Regions from separate parts of the Homo sapiens genome. Here region 1 is linked to region 2. The links are chromatin loops, found by intact Hi-C in ENCODE. Cell type or tissue: mesothelial cell of epicardium. All regions are shown on one strand. Links, peaks and the distances in the headings refer to the core of each region. The heading gives the core; the rest is flanking DNA.

The links. Peaks named below come from ENCODE experiments on the same cell type or tissue, not always from the same donor. Only the 100,000 strongest peaks of a DNase experiment are listed, where the experiment ranks them.
Region 1: it touches region 2 in a loop (4-fold over the local background); 2 of 110 quality-filtered maps call a loop at or near these places.

Annotation. Positions count from the first base shown.
Region 1 is chr2:215,041,347-215,049,690 of GRCh38, forward strand. ABCA12 (ATP binding cassette subfamily A member 12) reads right to left here. Exons shown (of 53, transcript NM_173076.3): 6 at 8,280-8,344; 7 at 4,491-4,669. Among named protein-coding and RNA genes, the nearest start is that of ABCA12, 93 kb to the right of the region's middle. In mesothelial cell of epicardium, for the core only: no CTCF peak of the experiment used is centred there; no DNase peak of the experiment used is centred there.
Region 2 is chr2:215,094,628-215,102,971 of GRCh38, forward strand. All of the region lies in intron 2 of ABCA12 (ATP binding cassette subfamily A member 12), which reads right to left. Among named protein-coding and RNA genes, the nearest start is that of ABCA12, 40 kb to the right of the region's middle. In mesothelial cell of epicardium, for the core only: no CTCF peak of the experiment used is centred there; a DNase peak (open chromatin) is centred at 4,756.

The sequences.
Region 1 (8,344 bases), core at 58-8,057, 53 kb before region 2:
TTTGAGACCAGCCTGGCCAATATGGTGAAACCCCGTCTCTACCAAAAATACAAAAATTAACCGGGCATGGTGGCACGTGCCTGTAGTCCCAGCTACTCGGGAGGCTAAGGCAGAAGAATCGCTTGAACCCAGGAGGCAGAGGTTGCAGTGAGCCAAGATCGTGCCACTGCACTCCAGCCTGGGCGACAGAGCGAGACTCCATCTCAAAAAAAAAAAAAAAAAGGAATACAGTGGAGTTGCTATGGAGAACAGTATGGAGGTTCCTTAAAAATTACAAATAGACTATCATATATGATCCAGCAATCTCACATCTGGATTCTTATCCAAAAGAATTGAAATTAGAATAATGAAGAGATAGTAGTATTGCTGTGTTCATTGCAGCACTATTCACAATAGTCAAAATGTGGAGATAACCTAAATGTCCATCAACAAATAAATGAATAAGAAAACGTGCTATATAAACACAATGAATACTATTCAGACTTAAAAAAGAATGCATTTTGAAATATGCAACAACATGGATGAACCCTGAAGACATGATGTGAAATGATAATGCATAACCACTTAAGCCAGTCACACAAAGCAAAATACTACAAAATTTCTTGTATGGGAAGTATCTAAAATAGTTAAATTCCTAGAATCAAAGAGTCAAGTGATGGTTTCTAGGGTCTGATTAGAAAGGGAAATGGGAGTTGGTAATGAACAGGCATGGAGTTTCAGTTAAGCAAGATGAATAAGCTCTAGAGATCTGCTGTACAGCATTGTACCTATAGCTTACAATTTAAAAATGTGTTAAAAGGGCAGAGCTCATGTTAAGTGTTCTTATGAATATAAAATAATTTTTAAGTCAAATGTCATTTGCTTCATAATAATTTGAAACTATTTCTCTTTAGGTTTTATGTTTGTTTGGGATAGAATCTCATTCTGTCACCCAGGCCAGAGAGCACTGACATTATCATGGCTCACTGCAACCTCAAACTCCCAAGCTCAAGCGATCCTCCCACCTCAGCCTCCCAAGTAGCTGGGACCACAGGTATGCACTACCATGCCCAGCTACTTTTTTATTTTATTTTATTTTTTTGTAGAGATAGTATCCCACTATGTTGCCCAGGCTAGTCTTGAACTCCTGGACTCAAGCAATTTTCTCATGTCCACCTCCCAAATTGTTGGGATTACAGGCATAAGCCACTGCACTCAGCCTCTTGTAAGTTTTATTTTATTTTTAATTGACACATAATTGTTCATATTTATAGAGTACAGTGTGATAATTTGGTACATGTATACAATGTGTAAAGCTCAAATTAGTATAATTAATGTATCCATTGCCTCAAACGTTTATTATTTGTTTATCATGAGGACATCTGAAATCTTCTTTTACCGTTATTTTGAAATATACAATGGATTACTATTAACTGCAATCACCCTACTGTGCAATAGAACAGTAAAATTTATTCCTCCTATCTAATTGTAACTTTCTACCCCTTGATCAACCTTCCCTCATCCTCCCCTTTCACCCAACCTCTGGTAATCATTATTCTACATTCTACTATGAGATCAACTTTTTTAGGATCCACATAAAAATGAGATTATGTAGTATTTGTCTTTCTGTGCATGGCTGTTTTAATTTGTTGAGGAACCTCCATATTATTTTCCACAATGGCCATTCTACTTTACATTCCCACCAAGAGTGTGCAAGAGTTTCCCTTTCTCTGTATCCCTGCCAGCATCTGTTATTGTTTTTGTCTTTTTGGTAATAGCCATTCTAACTGCAGTTAGATGATATCTCATTATAGTTTTGATTTTCATTTCCCTGATGATGAGTGATGTTGAGCATTTTAAAAATACACGTGTTGGCCATTTATATGTGTTATTTTGAGAAATATCTATTCAGATCTTTTGTCCATTTTAAATTGCATTATTTGTTTTTTTGCTACTAAGGTGCTTGAGTTGAAGCCATTTATTAATAAGCTATTTTCATTATTATGCAGACTCTTTTACATATATAATCATTACTTGACAACATACTCTACTGCATAGTGCCAAAATATGCAATAATTTTATTTTAAAATTTAAAGGGAATTAAAATAGCTGCAGAACTTGGATCAGAGGTTGTTGTTAAAATAGCCACAGCACAATGTTTTTGCCAGTGTAATTTGCTCCGCCAAAATAATGCCTAGAGTATTTTTAGATCTTCTGTCTTTTAGTAAATATTATTTTGTGGAATTTTTGTTGTTGTTGTTGTTGTTGTTGATTTTTTAATCAAATTTCATTGAGGTATAATTTAAATACAATAAGATGCACCTATATTAGGTGTACAATTAAATGAGTTTTTTTTAAGTTGTAAAGTGATCATTTTAATTGTATAAACTTACGGGGTACAAAGTGAAGTTATAAGTTTTGACAAATACACATACATGTAACCACCATGCCAATTAAGATACAAACATTTCAATCACCCCAGAAAATTTTTCTCATGCAATTGCTCCTGAATCCACTGATCTGATTTCTAACATTATAGATTAATTGTGTCAATTCTAGAACCTTCTATAAATAGGATGATAACGCTATCTACATACACAGTATATATTTTTTGTTTTGATGTTTTTGCCAGCATAATATTAATGAGACTTATTTACCTTGTATGACTCAATAATCTGCTTATTTTTATTGTTGTGTTGTATTTTAATATATGAATAAACCACAATTTGTTTTGCCATTTTTTTATAGAGATTTGATTACCTGGCTCCACTTTTAGCTATTATCAAGAAATAAACATCAGCATACAAGTCTTCATATAGGTGTATATTTTCATTTTCTTGGATAAATACCCAAGAGTAGAATGCAGCCTCATACGGATCTACTGTTTTACTTCATTAGAAGCTGTCACACTATTTTCCAAATGACTGTGTTGTTTCCCATGCTAACTTGTAATATATGACCGCTTCAGTTGCTCTATGTTCTTGCTAACACTTGGAATTATCCATCTTTTAACATTTAACCCATTCCAGTGAGTGTGTAGTGATATCTTATTTGGGGTCTGAATATTATTGACTCTTTTCACTGCTACACTATACAAGTCAAATAATTCCCCTTCTCCTTTTACAGATTCACCTGTTTGCTTCCTAAGACAGAAAATAAATAGGAGGAAAAGGATCAGAGTCAAAATTCTGAGTGAGTGAAAATTTCCCTAAGAGATAAAATGAGGGTTAACATAGAGAATCAAACTTCCTAATATCTTGCTTCTTCTGTATTCCAGTTATGGTGTGTTACCATGGAAAGAGTATAGGACTGGGATTCAAATTCTTTAAGTTTAGGTCCTGGCTTTGCCATGTACTAACTGTAGAACCTTGGGGAAGCCATTTGACCTCCATAAGGATTTGTCTCCTCTTCTATAAAATGGGAATCCATTGTCTCCAGCTCAAAGCACTATTCTGAGAATCAAATGAGATTGTTTTATCAATACAAGGGCTTATTATAAGGTCTTTGAATAGATATAAGCTCTTAAAAGCATTCCAAAAGTAAAAAGCAATCTCTTCTGATGCTCTAGACATATAAAATAGACTACATCATGCTATTAGTGACATATAAGAGAGGCAGCCTGGGTTCTGGAGTTAGAAAATCTAGTTGCAAACCCTTCTAGATGCAGGATCTGCAAATACTTAATTTTTAGGACTGTTAATCTAATTTATAAAATAAATACTGTTTGTTGTAAGATTCAATGTGATCATGTGTACAAACGACTTGGTAACACATCTAGCATGTAATAGGCACTTAATAATCGAACATCATTGATGCAGTAGTTGGATTTTTAAGGCTCATTTTCAAATTAGCTATACAGGGCAATCAAAACCTAAGTACTGTCCATTAAACTCTAAATACTGGCCGTGCCCAGATCTCTTTTACGAATAAAGTAACCTTTAAAGGTGTTTCTCCTGCAAAGGTTTTAAAATCTTTATAACATATATACCAAGGCTAACTGATATGCAGGCTTGGAAAGGTCATTTCTAAGCTGACTACACATGAGGGAGGCCAACCTCTTTGAGGTGGCTTGGAACAAAACTCTTACCAATATGGTTGTTTTATGTTGGATGGTACCAAACAAAACTCACTGAGATATTTTATTCCTGGATAGTTTAAATGCTAGTTGCATAGAGCTCAGGTTGTCCCTGAATGAACTGGAGTCAGTGCTGCAATATACTGTTGGTCCTGCTGTACACCTCATTCTTAGAAGCTCTGCGATACCCAGTAACAATACAACAGTTAGGATCAGTTCCTCGTGGATGCTTCCATAACCTTGATGACCACAGTGTATGTTTCTTCTTTGCTTAACTAATACACTCACCTTCACTGCTAAAATCTGCAATAAGAGGCTGAAGGATTATTTGCTCTGTGTTTAAATAACCCAGATAACAGTAATCATCACAGGTAACATTTTTTTAAACACTTCTTTGTGAACACTAATATTACATTTAATTCTTACATTTTCTTACCTGTTTGCCTTTCGAAGAACATCAAATAGATTGCTTAGTGATGTGTCATTCTGAAACACATTTGGAAAACTAGACAGAAGCTGCCACACAGCTTTCTGCTCTTGCACTTGTGAGAAGAAAGACAGCATTCTGACTATTTCCTGAAACACTATCTTCTGATTGTTGGGGTCACTGGATAGCTTAAAATATAAAACCACAAACAGAGCAAAATGAGACTTTAACATTTGTAATCACATGGTTTGCTGTTTTTAAAAGCATCAAAAATCTAGATTTTCACATAAGCAATTCTTTTAGACCTTCACTCAGTTTGAAGCCAATCTTTTATTTGGAAAACCAGCAACTACTTCTAATGTTCTTAAACATAATTGGATCTTTTCCCTGTAACTCCAGAAATTGGCATAAAAGTTTGGTTAACAAAGCTGTATTTATATAAAATATTTCAAATTATATATTTGGAAATTAAAATTAAGTTCCTAAAATAATTTTAGCTCTGAGTAATGTTTTTTTTTCTTAGGACTTGGTTTAGGGTTGCAGATATATCTTCCCTATACTTATTACTAGGTGTTATATTGTTTGGATGGAGTACTCCTTAACTAATATATAGATTAGTAGAGATACGGATAGATTTTTATATATATATAAAATATAATATAATATAATATATATAAGAGCGTGTGTGTGTGTATATATATATATACATAATTCAGGAAAATGTTTACTATTACAATTACACATACTTAGTGCTATGTGATTTTGAACAATGTCTTTTTTACCACATGTTCTATTCTACATGACTGCCAATTTTGTTAAAAAAACAATTGTAAGTACTTTACATTGGATTGGGGATTATTATAACTGTATTTTTTTGTGTTCTCTCATTGTATGTGGGGTTGCATTAAATGTAGATTATTGCTGTCTCATTTTTACCATTGTTGTTTAAGGCTAGTGTATGTACTATTCATAATAGCAAAGACATGAAATCAACCCAAATGCCCATAAATGATAGACTGGATAAAGAAAATATGACACTATACACCATGGAATACTATGCAGTCAGAAAAAAAGGAATGAGATCATGTCCTTTGCAGGGACATGTATGGAGCTGGAAGTCATTATCCTCAGCAAACTAACACAGGAACAAAAAACCAAACACTGCATGTTCTCACTTGTAAGTGGGAGCTGAACAATGAGAACACATGGACACACAGAGGGGAACAACACACACTGGGGTCTGTCAGAGCTGGATAGGGGGAGGGAAGACATCCAGATAAATAGCTAATGCATTCTTGGCTTAATACCTAGGTGATGGGTTGATAGGTGCAGCAAACCACCATGGCATACATTTACCTATGTAAGAAACCTGCATGTCCTACACATGTATCCTGGAACTTAACATTAAATTAAATTTGTTTAAAGACTAATGTATGCAAACACTCCATAGTAGAGTGTTCTTGCTTCTAATGTATAATATTTTGGTGAGAGGGATATACTGTTTTATCAAAATCTAACTTATTGCTGAGGAATCACATTACCTAACTTCAGACTATACTGCAGGGCTACAGTAACCAAAACAGCATGGTACTGGTACAAAAACAGACACATAGACCAATGGAACAGAATAGCAAACCCAGAAATAGGGCTACACACCTACAACCATCTGATCTTCAACAGAGGTGACAAAAACAAGCCATGGGGAAAGAACTCCCTATTCAATAAATGACATTGGGATAACCAGCTAGCCATATGCAGAAGAATGAAACTGGTTACACCATACACAAAATTCAACTCAATTAAAAAATATACACCTTGCTTACACCATATACAAAATTCAACTCAAGTTTGATTAAAGACTTAAATGTAAAACCCCAAATTATAAAAACCCTGGAAGACAGCCTAGGCAACACAATTCTAGACACAGGAAATGGTAAATATTTTATGACAAAGATGCCAAAAGCAATCAAAATAAAAGCAAAAGTTGACAAATGGGATCTAATTAAACTTAACAGCTTCTGCACAGCAAAGAAACCATCAACAGAATAAACAGACAACCTACAGAATGGGAGAACATTTTTGCAAACTATGCATCTGAAAAAGGTCTAATATCCAACATCTATAAGGAAGTTCAACAAATTTACAAGAAAAAAAAAAAACTCCACTAAAAAGTGGGCAAAGGACATGAACAGATGCTTTTCAAAAGAACATATACCTACAGCCAACAAGCATATGAAAAAAAGCTCAATATCACTGATCATTAGAGAAATGCAAATCAAAACCACAATGAGATGCCATCTCACACCAGTCAGAATGGCTATTAAAAAGTCAAAAAATAACAGATGCTGGTGAGGTTACAGAGAAAAGGGAACACTTAAACACTGTTAGTGGGAGTATAAATTAGTTTAAACATTGTGGAAAACAGTGTGGTGATTCCTCAAAGACCTAAAAACAGAGCTACCATTCAACCCAGTAATCCCATTACTGGGTATATACCCAGCAGAATATAAATTATCCTACTATAAAGACATATGCACACATATGTTAACTGCAGCACTAGTCACAAAATAACAAAGACACAGAATCAGCCGGTGCAGTGGCTCACGTCTATAATCCCAGCACTTTGGGAGGCCGAGGCAGGTGGGTCACTTGAGGTCAGGAGTTCGAGATGAGCCTGGCCAACATGGCAAAACCCTATCTCTACTAATAATACAAAAAAAAAAAAATTAGCTGGGTGTGGTGGCCTGCACCTGTAGTCCCAGCTAGTCGGGAGGCTGAGGCACGAGAATTACTTGAACCCAGGAGGCGGAGGTTTCAGTGAGCTGAGATAGCACCTTTGCCCTCCAGCCTGAGTGACAGAGTGAAGCTGTGTCTCAGAAAAAACAAAAAACAAAGCAAAACAAAAACAAAGACATGGAATCAACCTAAATGCCCATCAATGGCAGATTGGATGAAGAAAATGTGGTACATATACACTGCGGAATACTATGCAGCCATAACAAAGAATGAGATGATGTCCTTTGCAGGAAAATGGATGGAGCTGGAGGCCATTATCCTTAGCAAATTATGCAGGAACAGAAAACGAAATACTGCATTTTCTCACTTATAAGTGGGAGCTACATGACGAGAACACGTGGACACAAAGAGGGAAACAACCGACACTGGGACTTACTTGAGTGTGAAGTGTGGGAGGAGGGTGAGGATCAGAAAAAAATAACTACTGAGTACTAGGCTTAGTACCTCGGTGACAGAATAATCTAGACAACAAACCACTGTGACATGAGTTTACTTATATAACAAACCTGCAATATGTGCCCCTGAACCTAAAATAAAAGTTTTTGAAAATTCACAATTAAAGAAAAATTAGCTTTTCAAACTAGGTTTGAAGTCAGTGAGAAAAATAAAAAGATTTTACCCATTATTCTAAATTCTGGCAGTTATATGACTGTGACAGTTTAATTATTAAACTTGTATCACAGCCTGAGTAATCTCACCTAAAGATCTCAGAGAAAACTATCAAACTTCATTTACTGTAGAGCAAAGCCATATTTTATTTATAAAGGTGTGTCCACATTAACCATAATGTAATATTTTTGGTTTAGCATTGAAATCGTTTCAACCTTTCACATTAAATAAGTAATACTACTTAAGATTAAACTTTGTGTGCAAATGTCTATGTGAGGAAAACATGCCTAAGGTAAACAAATATCCCAGTCAGCATTTCCCAGTCTACACGGGCTATAGATTTACCCTTTAATTCATGTTGAGTCACTTTGTGGATCAAAGATCTACACTCACCTGGGAGAACTGTTTGTTTAGTTCTTGGAGAGAAGACTCTAAAAGGGTCATGTTAGAAAGGCAAA
Region 2 (8,344 bases), core at 45-8,044:
CTCCATCCTTAGCTACCTTCCCCTTGTTCTTCAGACTCTCCTCCTAGCCCCTCCTCTTGCTTGCTTATACTCAGCCCCATGAATAGCAGTGAAAGGTTACTCATAGACACTATGTGCTTTCTAATACACCATAAAAATCGAACCGCCCCCTCTACCCAGTTGCCCCATCAATCCCCATTACAACCTCTAACAGCTGCTGCCCTCGCTAAATCCCTAAGAGTCTGAGTGCAAGACATCATCTCTTTTGGTGCTCCCTCTCATCTTTTCACTTTACAGTTCCAGTTTTGCCTTACATAGTTCTCTTCTTCCTCTGTGGCTTCTCCACCTACATGTGTCTACCTATCAATGGGACAGGCACATGTATGCTAGTTTTCCTTATCCCCAAAAATCAATTTGCAAATAGGACCGAACAGTGCCCTGTCCCCCTCATGACAGCAACACTTCACTACTATTTTGTTTTGTTTTGTTTTGTTTATTATGAATACAAGACGACAGGAATAGGCCTTGACTTACTCATTGCTGAAAAAGGAAGACTCTACATTTTTAAATGAAGAGTGTTGTTTTTACCTAAATCAATCTGGCCTAGTATATAACAACATAAAAAAACTCAAAGATAGAGCCCAAAAACTCACCAACCAAGCAAGTAATTACACCAAACCCCCTTGGGCACTCTCTAATTGGATGTCCTGGGTCCTCCCAATTCTTAGTCCTTTAAAACCTGTTTTTCTCCTTCTCTTATTCGGACCTTGTGTCTTCCATTTAGTTTCCCAATTCATACAGAACCGCATCCAGGCCACATCAATCATTCTATACGACAAATGCTCCTTCTAACAAACCCACAATATCACCTCTTACCCCAAAATCTTTCTTCAGTTTAATCTCTCCCATTCTAGGTTCCCACACCTCCCCTAATCCTGCTCGAAGCAGCCCTGAGAGACATCACGCATTATCTCTCCATACCACCCCCAAAAATTTTTGCCATCCCAACACTTCACCTCTATTTTGTTTTGTTTTTCCTATTAATATAAGAAGACAGGAATGTCAGGCCTCTGAGCCCAAGCCTGCACATATACATCCAGATGGCCTGAGGCAACTGAAGAACCACAAAAGAAGTGAAAATGACCGGTTCCTGCCTTAACTGATGACATTACCTTGTGAAATTTCTTCTCCTAGCTCAAAAGCTGTCCCACTGAGCACCTTGTGACCACACCCCTGCCTGCAAAAGAACAACCCCCTTTGACTGTAATTTTCCACTACCTACCCAAATCCTATAAAACTGCCCCACCCCTATCTTCCTTTGCTGACTCCTTTTTCAGACTCAGTCTGCCTGCACCCAGGTGATTAAAAGCTTTATTGCTCACACAAAGCATGTTTGGTGGTCTCTTCACACGGACGTGCATAACAATATGTATAACAAATACACCAGAAGACCTGGGTTCAAGTAGGAAGCTCTGCCGTTTACCAGCTGTTTAATCTTGGGCAAGTTACCTACTCATAGTAATCTTTTATTGAGCCCTTACTATATGCATCTATAGACTGCAGGCATCCTTTTGTGTGATACCACAAATTATCTTATTACATGCTATCTTATTAGTTTTATTCTTATTTTACTCCCCAACAATGCTATGAAGTAGGTTCTTTGATTATCCCCAACTGAGGCACAGAAGAATTAACTTCCCAATGACACAAAGGTGAAGCTGAGATTTGAATTGAGTACCCTGATCAAAGGCCCAGGGGTTTGATCATTAGGCTCTACTTGCTTCTCTAAGAGTTTTGATTTTTCTCATCTGGAAATGGAAATCACAGTAATTAATCTCTCAGGTTTGGTACAAGAATTGAAAGATAAGTTACATGAAAGAAGTCATTATTGTCACTATTCTGTTTTCTCAGACTCCCAAATCAAAAGCCAGAAGAGTGTTTTTATTTCAAACCATTCCTTTGTCCCCCAAATCCAGTCTCTACCATATTCTACTACTTCCTCTTCCCAGTATCTTTAAGACTTACTCATTCTTCTCCATTTTTGTTTCTCCAATTACATTAGAGTACCCACTACTTTTTATATTATAATTTCAATAACTGTGTAATTCTTTTTCTTTCTCCAGCCTTTCCTTGCCCTGATCTAGTCTTCTGACACTATCTGATTAATATGCACAAAACTCCATATTTTTATTGCCATGGGTCATTCTTCATTGCTTATGGAATAAAGATATTCCTATATCTTCACCCTGGTATTTATGACTCCGGGTCTCTTGGTCTAATTTTATAGATTCAAACTCATTTCCCAGTAGAATCTAATGGAATTTAGGAAAAAGGGGGCATTTCCTTAACTGTTAAGTATCTGATACGCTAGGCACTGCTTGTATTTGTGGGAAAAACAGACTTAGGTATAGATCCTATGAAGGGAAGACCAGAGGCACAAACATCAAATAAATGCATACTTAGTCAATTACAATTATAAAGGAGGGCTGGTGTAGGAGTGAAAACTAACCTGGTATAGAGGTTCAGAGAAAGTTCCCTGAAGCAAAATAAGCCCTTTACCCCCACCTTCACGAAATTGTTCATTCTCTTCCTTTCCTTACAAAACTCCCCACTCTTCTCCATGCAAATCCAAGTATCCTATTAGTTTTTTTTTGAGGACATAGCTTAAGTCTTATTTATGCTATTAAGCTTTACCTTACTTCTCTAGCCTCCAAAAATCTTTTTTTTTCTAAAAAATCTTAGTGCATTGATGGTTCTTTGTTCCTGCTATCACACTTGATTATGTAATAGATTGCGGATTTTACAGTTACTGTAATTTGATTATCCATGTTTTTACCTAAAAATCCTGCGTTCTTTCCCTTTAGAGTCCACATGATGCTATAATAAATAAATATTTGCTTAACAAATAGCCGAGTGTTTTGGGGTGTGCACAGCTGGGTGCTAGAAATCTATGTAACAAAAGCAGGGACTGGAATCACGGCTGTAATACATTGAGCAACCTTCCTAAAGCTTGCGATTAACCTAATCCCACTCTTGTTCATTTGCTTTCAGTTGTATTTGAGCTAAAATTTAATACTCTTTGCACTAACATTGCAGAAAAACTGATTGCTTATTGTTCTGGGAGTTTGGCTACATTAATACTATCTAATATTAACAAATTCCATAAAAGCCCTAACGTTAAACCTGCCTATGAAATACACTGGTCCCTGTTATTTACCTTCTGGATTATATATTTAATGCCAAATTTCCACATAAAACCAAAGATAAATCAACAAAATAAAGACCTTAAATATCAGTTCTTGGGTATATCTCTGAAAAGAATGTAACCTGCATAACAAAGTTCTATAATTTTTTTTCCCTGATTTTCAGAGCTCTGCTTATCATAAAACCTAAAAACAGCTAATTAAAGCTAACAGGATTCAGTGGAGGTAAGTCAAGTTTTCACAGGAGTTAGGTTCAATTTTGGTCCAAAATTTTTCCAGAATAAACCATGTTAGAGCTGTGTAGAGAGGTGTATGAGAGTTTAGGTATGCCATGTGGCATCCTAATTCATTTGTTTCTCTTTGCGGTTTAAATGTCAAAGTACAACACAACTCAAATGGGAGGAATTCCAGCTGATCCACACTTATCCCAGCCCCCACACCCCCTGCAATATTACTGCTCTTGAAAAGACTATGTTCAAAACAATGATTCAATGGTAGGAAGTTCATTTGCCATAGAATCCTTCTGGGTGGTTATCACAGAGCTTCTCAAACTCCAGGAGTTCCATCTCTTCTATATCCAGAATATCTAACTTCTGCCCTTTGAACATGGTGCCCTTTCAGCAAATATGACAGAATAATAACCTGCACAAAAGGCAACCACTCCAGATTGTATTCCCATTTTCCACTGACTTGTAAGTAAATTTGAACAGACTTCTTTAAACTTCCAGCCTTCAATTATTGTTGCACCAAATTCACTCATTTGTTCAACAAATATTTGTTGGGTGACTAAGTGCCAAGCAATATTCCAGAGAGTAATTCTGTTAGCTGTGCCAACAGCAAGGTGAGCATCTCTACAGACATGAGTGACTCTGTTTGACAGATAGCATAGAGAGTAGAAAGAGGATATGGGAAGTAAGAACAAATTAAATCTTGCTTCAACACTTAGTAAGGACTGTCACTAAAATCTTTGAAAGTAAATGTCTCCATCTGTAAAACAGTAATAGCTCAAAAACATTTAATGAGTGCCTCAACGTGCAGGCCCTGCTAGGTACTAGGAATTCAGTGTGGCCCAAAGCAGATAAGGACACCGCGATGATGGGGCTGAATATCGTAAGCACGTTTATGCCCTTTGTTATTGCACCATTGAATCTTGTTAGGCTGTGTGGTGGTTTTAAAATGTATCCACAGAATCTTCGGCACTTTTTTTCAAAAGGTGGAGCCTAATTCCCTTAAATATGAGTCAGGCTGAAGCACTTGTTCTCATGAATAGAATGTGGCAGTGTGATGCTCTAAGGCATTTAAGGGCAGGACAGAAAAAGGATAGTTTCTGCCTATCTTGGATTGCTTTCTCTGGGGAAAGCCAGCCACTCTGTCTTGAGGACACTCAAGTAGCTTCAAGGCCCAGCTGGGGAGAAGCTGAGGCCTCCCACCAACTGTCAGTGCCAACGCACCAGCCATGTGAGCTATCCACCTTGGAAACAGATCTTCCAGCCCTACTCGAGTTGTTGGATGACTGACGTCCTAGCCCAAATCCTGACTGCAAACTCATGAGACACACCAAGGCAAAGCCATGTGGCTAAGTCACTCTTTAATTTCCGACCCCAGCTGGGCGCGGTGGCTCACGCCTGTAATCCCAGCATTTTAGGAAGCCAAGGCGGGCAGATCACAAGGTCAAGAGATCGAGACCATCCAGGCCAACATGGTGAAACCCCGTCTCTACTAAAAATACAAAAATTAGCTGGGCACGGTGGCGTATGCCTGTAATCCCAGCTACTCGGGAGGCTGAGGCAGTAGGATCACTTGAACACAGGAGGTGGAGGTTGTAGTGAGCCCACATCACGCCACTGCACTCCAGCTTGGTGACAGAGCGAGACTTCATCTCAAAAAAAAAAAAAAAAAAATTCTGACCCCTGGAAAATGGAGGATGATAAATGTTTATTGTTGTTGCCACTAAGTTTTGAGGGGCAATTTGTTATAGAGCAACAGATAACTAATACAGCCTGTGATATAAACATCTGGATGGATATAAACAATTAGGGTGGAAAACTTAACAAACTTCCTTTAGTTTACCTCCCATGCTGTAAAACACAAAATTAAATAACTCTTCACAGACTTCCAATGTTTCCATTACTACAGGATAAAATCTAGACTCCTAGTCTAGTATTCAAAACCCTACATGATGAAATTGATCTCTCTCTCTCTCTCTCTTTTTTTTTTTTTAAGAAACAGGGTCTTACTCTCTTTCCCAGGCCTGGAGTACAGTGGCACAATCATGGCTCACTGCAGCCTCGACCTCCCAGGCTCAAGTGATCTTCCCACCTCAGCCTCCCAAGTAGCTGGCACCACAGGCACATACCACCACATGTGACTAATTTTTTATTTTTATTTTTTTGTAGAGATTGTGTCTCCCTCTGTTTCCCAGTCTACTCTCAAGCAAAACACTCTACTTTGGCTAGACTAGTCTACCTATCTTTAGCCAGTTAAGCCTGAGAAGTTCTGCCTCCAAGATCTCGATCATGCCCCTTCTGCCTCTTGAAAGCCACTTCCTCTTGTTGCATATTCACTTTTTTTTCTTCCAAGCTTAATTTAATCCTGAAGTAATTCTCAATTACCCTAATTCGCAGCCATCTTTTCCTTTTTAAACATCCAGTAGTTTTCATTGCCAATGCTGCCTATTTAATATTTATTTTCCTATTTGCACAATTGTTACATGTCACTATTAATCAATGAATATTTGAGTTCCCATTATGTGCAAAGTACTGGCCAAGATCTATATTTAACACTTTTACTTTAATTATATTTAATTTTTTGTTTTTAAAAATATATTATGGCCCATAATCTATCTTGTGTGTTTCTTCACTTTACAATTCCATCGTAAGCAACTTGAGGTCAGAACGCAGTCCTGCTCTTTACAGCCCTAGGCACATCCTTGTAGAATATAAATCTCCAGAAGCATCTTTTTTTAACCATCTCCACATAGGGCAGCAATTTCAAAATAATGAAAAGATTTTAACATTTCTCATTCTTCTGATATTTATGAAGCCATAAATGCAGTGTTATAAAGCTAGAGTGGGAAGTGCTTGTTTGCATGGACCTGGGTTCCCTGGGCATGTAACTTATCAATGAAATCATCTTGGAAAAGCACCAGTTCAGGAAATTGTGAACACGTCCTTCTTTAGACACTGCTCCAACAGTACTCTCTGAGAGGAGGTTTGCTCCTCTTCGCACCTGTCCTAAAAACGTGTCTTCAATATAAGACATGAAGAATGGTGTGAGACTTCTGATATCCTGGGGATTACAGTGAAAGACTGAGTGCTGAAAAGAAGAATAGGGTGCTGGCAGCCACTGAAAGCCTGCAAGCTAACTCAGGTGAAAGGCAAGTTCTTCTCCGTGATTATTCAAAGAATTAAATCCATTCTCTGGTTTGTTTTCACAGTGATGAGCTGATCTAAAATTATTTTTAAGTTGAAAAGAAAGGAAAAAGTAGCTCACAAACTTGAAGTAGCATAAGAATCACCTGGCGAGTTCTTCAAAATTTAAACTCTCTGGTCCTCAACACCATCCCACTCACCACCACCTCCAACTCCACCTCCACCTCCAGATGCCAACTCAGAAAGCCTAGGGTAATACTCTGCCATTTGTCTATTTCAGCAAACATACTTAGATCATTTTGATTGAGGTAGAGTAGCTGGGTACATCTGTTTGTAAATCCCCAAAATAGAGAAAAGACAAAGAAGAAAAATATTGATAATAGCATGTGATTTCTGTATTATTTGCTCCTTAGTTTGCTCCATTTTCACTTCCCAAATTTCTCCTAAATTGTGTAAATCTTATTTTGGACAGTATGAAATTAGAGGGTTATGGCTAACCTTGCACTGAAAACCTTCATAGTACAAAGAGTAATTCTCTATTTTTAAAAGAAATCTGCATTTAAAAAATCTGAAAAGAAAATGGAGGATTGAAGGAGGGGGTGTTTAAAAAGCCTAAGGAAATAGCTAGCTCTGATAGAGAAGTATACAGATTTCTTTTAGCCTCAGTTACTATTTCTCTTGGGCAATCAAGAGATCATGAAAAAGAAGACCGAAGTGGAAGTCTTAACTCCAGAATTCCCAATCCAGCCACCAGCTCCTACTCCTTAAAACCATCTCCCACACAGCTGCAGGAACACCTTCTAAACTATTGTCTAGTCCCAATGGTCCTATTTTATTTGTTTGTACACGTGTGTGTGTGTGTGTGTGCCTATGTATGTGTGTTTGTGAGTATTTGGTACATGCATAGAAAAAAGTCCTAGCAAATGTACACTGAAATGTTAACAATGGTTCTCTTTAGAGGTTGAGATTATGCATGACTTCCATTTTTTACAGTATGCACACTCGTACCTCATTATTTAATTTTTAATAATGAGCATGTATATCTATAGTCAGAAAAATCTATAAACATTTAAAAATAAAACTAATTTAGTAAAAATAATTCCAGTGGCTTCTCATCACCTTTAAGATAAAGTCTAGGCCTGACGCAATGGCGCATGCCTGTAATCCCAGCACTTTGGGAGGCCGAGGTGGGTGAATCACTTGAGGTCAGGAGTTCGAAACCAGCCTGGCCAACATGGTGAAACCCTGTCTCTACTAAAAATACAAAAATTAGCTGGGCATGATGGCGCGCACCTGTAGTCCCAGCTGTTTGGGAGGCTGAGGCAGGAGAATTGCTTGAACCCAGGAGGCGGAGGTTGTGGTGAGCTGAGATTGCACCACTGCATTCCAGTCTGGGCGATAGAGCAAGACCCTGTCTCAAAAAAATAAAAATAAACTCTAATACTTTTGGTTTGGACCAAACAGCCTTATCTTTCAGTACTCAACAAGCATCTTCCTTTTTCAGGCAAAAGAGATTCCAAATTCCTGGCACATCTAACTCTTCCACATTCTATGTCCTCACTCATGTAAGTTGCTTTCTGTAAGAAATGCAATGACACTGGTTATCTAACTGATGAACTCCTACTCATTCTTCAAGACTCATGCTAAGTCTTAGCACTGAACTCTACGTTGGAGCTAAGGAAAAAGAAAAGTTGGTAACCCCGATCCTGTTTTTACTTTGAATATTGATATTTTGTTCATCATAAGGTTTTGTATTAATTTTGATTTTGTAAAATTCTCTCTTGAACAATT